Linked DNA regions of Homo sapiens: region 2 is linked to region 1. A link is a loop called in an ENCODE intact Hi-C map of the cell type or tissue named here. Cell type or tissue: sigmoid colon. All regions are shown on one strand. Links, peaks and the distances in the headings refer to the core of each region. The heading gives the core; the rest is flanking DNA.

Region 1 (2,920 bases), core at 149-2,648:
AGACAGAGTCTCGCTCTGTTGCCCAGGCTGGAGTGCAGTGTGTGATCTCCACTCACTGTGACCTCCGCCTCCCGGGTTCATGCGATTCTCCTGCCTCAGCCTCCCGAGTAGCTGGGATTACAGGCATGTGCCACCACACTCAGCTAATTTTTGTATTTTTAGTAGAGACAGGGTTTCATCAAGTTGGCCAGGCTGGTCTCCAACTGCTAACCTCAGGTGATCCAACTGCCTCAGCCTCCCAAAGTGCTGAGATTACAGGCGTGAGCCACTGCGCCCAGCTTCTTTTGTGTTTCTAAAGAAAAAGGACCCTAGGTCTGCTTCACAGTCTGAACCTAATGTTAATCCTTTTCCATACCAACCTCCTTTGCTTTGGGCTTGTCAAAACACTGCTTCATTTAAACTTTACCTAAACTCCACTCCTATATCCTATACTAATCCCATTTCTTCCTTTGTTCATTGACACTAAGGTGATCAACCAACTCTGTTTGCCCAGGAATAGGGTTTACTGGGACAAGGGCATTCAGTACTAAAAGCAGGAAAGTCCTGGGCAAACTGGAACAAGTTAAGTTACCTTAGGTGAGACATCCCCACAGTTCCTGTGGGGCGTGGTCTTCCTTGCCGCAGCAGGTTAATAAACCCATCTCTTTTGCGACTATGGATGTGACCTTGGTAGTCTTTATCAAGGTCATTAATGTTGGAAGAGTTCACAGAGGTGAAGTTTGAGATCAGTCCTAGTATGTATTGACGGTGGAAAAATGAATAGGCCTGATTCAGGCTTCAGGTCAGCGGGGTATTGCTGGGGGAATAGTTAAAGGCTGAATGCTAAGCTGCAGAAAGGCAGTGATGGTGGAAGAGTTATCAGAGCACTAGATTGAGGTCAGACTAAATACTGCTGGGAAGCCGGGCGTGGTGGCTCACGCCTGTAATCCCAGCACTTTGGGAGGCCGAAGCGGGCAGCCTGGCCAACATGGTGAAACCTTGTCTCTACCAAAAAAACAAAAATTAGCTGGGTGTGGTGGCTCACGCCTGTAATCTCAGCTACTCGGGAAGCTGAGACAGGAGAATCGCTTGAACCCGGGAGGCAGAGGTTGCAGTGAGCCGAGATCGCGCCACTGCACACCAGCCTGGGCGATAGAGCGAGACTGTCTCACCAAAAAAAAAAAAGATGGGGTTTAAAGTTGGTCCAGAAGTGGTGAAAATGTTAACAGGGGCCCAGATTTTAGATTTTGACAAGGGAGTTATTGACGGTGGATTAGATAACAAATGACCAAGTTCGAGGTCCAGCCAGATGAGCAGTGGTGGCAGCAGAGTTCATAGAAACCAGCAGTTTGAGATTTCTTGTCTAGACCAAATCTGGGGAGTTGTAGACAGATGGTGCAGCTGACCAGTGGCTGCATCGGGGAGGTGGGATCTGGTTCCTGGTGGCCAATGGGATGAAGTAGCAGCCTGTTCTAGGGAGAAGCCCCTGTTGCTATGTGCAGGGTGAAAGGGACCTGAGTTGCTATAAATAGTTAGCCAATGAATGCACGAGAAGATGGGCTTTAGTCTCTTCAGCCTATGGCAGTCATGGTAAACTGTTACTAGGTAGTAACTAACCCCGTTGCCATGTGAAGCGAGGCAGCCAAAGCCTAGCTTGAGAAGCTGTGGACAGAAGGCGCAGTTAGCTAATGGCTGAATATAAGAAACAGGCTCTGGTCTCCCAGGTCAATATGAGGCTGCCTGATCTGTAAATCAGCAGAAGTCCCCATTGTCCAGTGCAAGGAAGGGGCAGGACGGACATAGCCTGACGGGGAGGGTGCAGGTAAATAGCACAGCTGGAGGTATTTGAAGTGGGTGGGGGCACAGCCCGAGGTTGCTTTGGAGAGATGGTGCAGCTAGCCAATGGCTCTGTGTGGGAGGCAAGCTTTAGTCTCCATGGCCAATGAAATGCGAACATCCTTGTCACTAGGCGAAATAATTTTGCGGTTCAAATTACATCATTAAGAATGAAGCATCTTAATGCCTGAGAGACTAAATCACTTTGACACAGAACAGGAGCCTCAATTTCCAACCCAAGTGGAAGACAGGGAGGAGATGTAACATGAGAGGTTGCAGACAGATGACACAAAAAGGAAAAGAAATAAGTTAAATTAACTTTAATAACATACTTTGTTTGAACTACATTAACCAAACATTCTTATTTCAACAGGTAATAAATTTTTAAAATTACCTAGATATTTGGCATTCTTTTTGTGGTAATAACACTGTGAAATCAGATGTGTATTTTACACTGACAGCACATCTCAATTTTGAAAGCTAAATTTTCATCAGAAATACTTGATTTGTACTTAGATTTCACAAAATTTAGTTGAAAACATAGGTTAACATTCCTGGCGTGGTGGCACACGCCTGGAATCCCAGCACTTTGGAAGGCCGAGGTGGGTGGATCACCTGAGGTCAAGAGTTTGAGACCAGCCTGGCCAACATGGAGAAACCCCGTGTCTACTAAAAATACAAAAAATTAGCCGGGTGTGGTGGCATGTGCCTGGGAGGTTAAGGCAGGACAATCGCTTAAATCCGGGAGGTGGAGGTTGCGGTGAGCCAAGATCATGCCATTGTACTCTGGCCTGGCAACAAGAGCGAAACTCTCTCAAAAAACAAAAACAAAAATATTCACAAGTGGCCAGGCACAGTAGCTTATGCCTGTAATCCCAGTACTTTGGGAGGCCAAGGAGGGAGGATTGCTTAAGGCCAGCAGTTCCAGACTAGCCTGGGCAACACAGTGAGACCCTGTCTCTACAAAAACTAAACAAAATTAGCTAGTCATCGTGGTGCTCCCCTGTGGTTCCAGCTACTCAGGAGGCTGAGGAGGGGAGATGGCTTATGGCCAGAGGTTCCAGGCTGCAGTGAGCTATGATTGTGCCACCATACTCCAGCCTGG
Region 2 (2,920 bases), core at 193-2,692, 120 kb after region 1:
TGGTCCCCTCCCTGCACGTATGCCTCCCACTGCTTATACCAGTGCTTCTCCACAAGGAACCTGGGGCCCAGACAGGTAACAAGGGTGTTACATGGGTAGCTGAGGGTTAGCTATACAACTTCCCATGCCCAACAGACTGAAAGTATTGACACATTATAATTTAAGATGAAAAGTTTCAGCATCATATAAAAATAAATTCGAAGCAAAATTTATTCAGTGAAACTCAGATTTGTATGTTAGATAACTTCTTAGTATTAAAAAAGAAATCTGATTAAAAACAGAAAATGTGGTTAACAATGGCAAACAAACCAACAAAAAATCCATACTTATAGTGCTAGGAAACATGAGGTTTTATTATAGAATAAAAGATGATTCATTTGAATTAGTCTGTGGGATAACCCAGTTAAGTTAGGCTCAAGATATGTGCCATCTGCAGCTAATTTTATAAGGCTTTAGCCATTCATTATGTGTTTGTTTCTAAAGGATCTATCAATGGAAGCATAATTCTTCAGCTAAGAACTAGATTTGATAAATGGTGAAAAATCTGCTTTTAAAAGGAGCAAAGAATTTAAAATGCTAAAAAGAATCATAAGGTTTTCCTTCAAAAACTGCATACTGAAAAAAAAAAAAAAAAAAAAAAAAGACCGGGCACAGTGGCTCACGCCAGTAATCCCAGCACTTTGGGAGGTCAAGACGGGTGGATCACCTGAGGTCAGGAGTTCAAGACCAGCCTGGCTGACATGGTGAAACCGTCTCTACTAAAAAATACAACAAATTAGCCAGGTGTGCTGGCACGTGCCTGTAATCCCAGCTACTTGGGAGGCAGAGGCATGAGAATCACTTGAACCCTGGAGGCAGAGGTTGCAGTGAGCCGAGACTGCATCACTGCACTCCAGCCTGTGCGACAGAGTGACTCCATCTCAAAAAAAAAAAAAAAAAAAAGAACTGCATATTGCTATTGTTCATCATTTTTTAATTTAGAATTTACTTTGGCTTTATAGTAAATTCCTGAGCTTATGGTTCTCTTAAAAACTGTGATAAAAACATGTAACATAAAACTTACCATCAAGCATTTTTCAGTATACAGTTCAACTAGCTCTCTTTTAAAGGTGAAACTTATATGTACTACAAGGATAACCATTTAGAACTATATTGAAATCTACCTTTGTGAGAAATCCTGAAGTTTGGAAAATACTTGACATATAATAAGTGCTAAATGAATTTTAGCTGTCATTGTTCTGACAGCTTGGACTTCAGGACTTGGACATAAAAGCTCACAGACATAAACCTCCTCCTGCCTAAACACACACACACACACACACACACACACACACACACACACATACACACACACCTGTTCTGCTGTGGCATTTCTGACACATAAAAGGCTATCCCAAATACTGAGCAGCCTCAAATAAATGCTTTTTAAAAAATAACCAAATTTGATGAAATGCACATAACATTATATTGGCTGGTTTTCAAGCAATTTAACCTCATTATTATTATTATCATTTTTTGAGACAGAGTCTTGCTCTGTCGCCCAGGCTGGAGTGCAGTGGCACAATCTCAGCTCACTGCGACCTTTGCCTGCCGGGTTCAAGCGATTCTCCCAATTTAACCTCATCAATGTGATTCTTTAAAATGTCAACTTTCCCTTGTTCATGAAAGGATCAGAGAGGTGGGAGGATGGAGGGACAGACAAATCTTGGAATAGTCACAAGTCACCTAGATAGGCAAACATTTCTGTGGGTTTTTTGTTGGTTTTGTTTTTTTGCTGCACTGACCCCCACAGACCCTGCCCCATATCACTCACACCAGGGAAACAAACCCTTCTGTGCCGGTGGCTCAATGCTCAGACCCAACCCTGCACCCCACACACCACCATCCACCCTTTGTGGCTTTACTTGCCTCCATAGCCAGTCTATGAAGTTAATTTGTTCAGTAAAGCTATAGTTAACAGTACCTTCCAATGCAAAGGTAGGCACTGCTCAACTTCTTTTTAAGAGCAGATTTTGAACAAAAAATAACATTAAAATCACGCTGTAGAGTGGTAAGCAAAACTTCCAGACCTGGTCACAGGCTGAACTTCTATAGATTTCATAGAGGACTGACATTTTACATAATTTTTCACAGAAAATTATTACCATATTGCTTCAAGTCAAAGACACTTTAAAAAAATCATTGTTAACATCTCTGAAATCAGGATGTCTCACAATCTCTGTCAGGCCAGGTGGCAGTCACAACAAAGGTGTCATGGTCTGTATCAATAACACCCAAATTATTATATTTACAGCTGGGTATTCAATTTTTTGGATGCTATCATAAATGGTATCATAAATTTTAATTTTCTAGTTTCTTGCTGCCAGTATATACAGGTACAACTGATCTTGCTAAAGTCACTTAGGTTTATTCGTGCTTCCTCAAATTTGTTGAAATGATATGAAATATGTGCTTATGGAAAAAAGTTGCTAAACAATTCTTTATTTTCTGTCTTCTAGTTTTCTCTTGTGTCTGATTTGTGTTTGAAGATGGTTCATCCCACAAAAGGAAAAAGTGAAAATTTCCAAGGAGGCTATATTATTACAGATTTGAATTTGCCTTAAAATACAAGCTTCTCCCAGAAATTAAATCAGTTGTGATGACCAAATTAATTAACTACCCTCACCCAAATCTGCCAGCTGACAAAAGACAGAAGGTGCAAATATTAATACTGATACAAGATATATGATTTGGGGTTAGTCCATGACTTCAAAATGCTTTATAAACACATATATCCTGGCCACTTAAGCAAACCCCTGTAAAATGGAAAATGGACAGCAATAAAGAACCTTGAGATGCTTTGCTCTTACTAGAGAAGCATTAACAAAGTGGAGTTTAGCAAAAATGCTTCATGATAATACCCATGACAGCAGAGACAAAC

What was found. Hi-C counts contacts between places; a loop is a spot of excess contacts. Peaks named below come from ENCODE experiments on the same cell type or tissue, not always from the same donor. Only the 100,000 strongest peaks of a DNase experiment are listed, where the experiment ranks them.
Region 2: a loop joins it to region 1, with 4 times the contacts of the local background. A loop is called at or near these places in 16 of 110 quality-filtered maps.

What each region holds. Positions count from the first base shown.
Region 1 is chrX:47,360,793-47,363,712 of GRCh38, reverse strand. No RefSeq gene overlaps it. Among named protein-coding and RNA genes, the nearest start is that of ZNF157, 8.3 kb to the left of the region's middle. RefSeq lists an enhancer at 1,638-1,837. In sigmoid colon, for the core only: no CTCF peak of the experiment used is centred there; DNase peaks (open chromatin) are centred at 1,432 and 1,862; H3K4me3 peaks cover 770 bases; H3K27ac peaks cover 634 bases.
Region 2 is chrX:47,236,210-47,239,129 of GRCh38, reverse strand. It overlaps USP11 (ubiquitin specific peptidase 11), which reads right to left. Exons shown (of 21, transcript NM_001371072.1): 2 at 1-60. Among named protein-coding and RNA genes, the nearest start is that of USP11, 4.7 kb to the right of the region's middle. In sigmoid colon, for the core only: no CTCF peak of the experiment used is centred there; no DNase peak of the experiment used is centred there.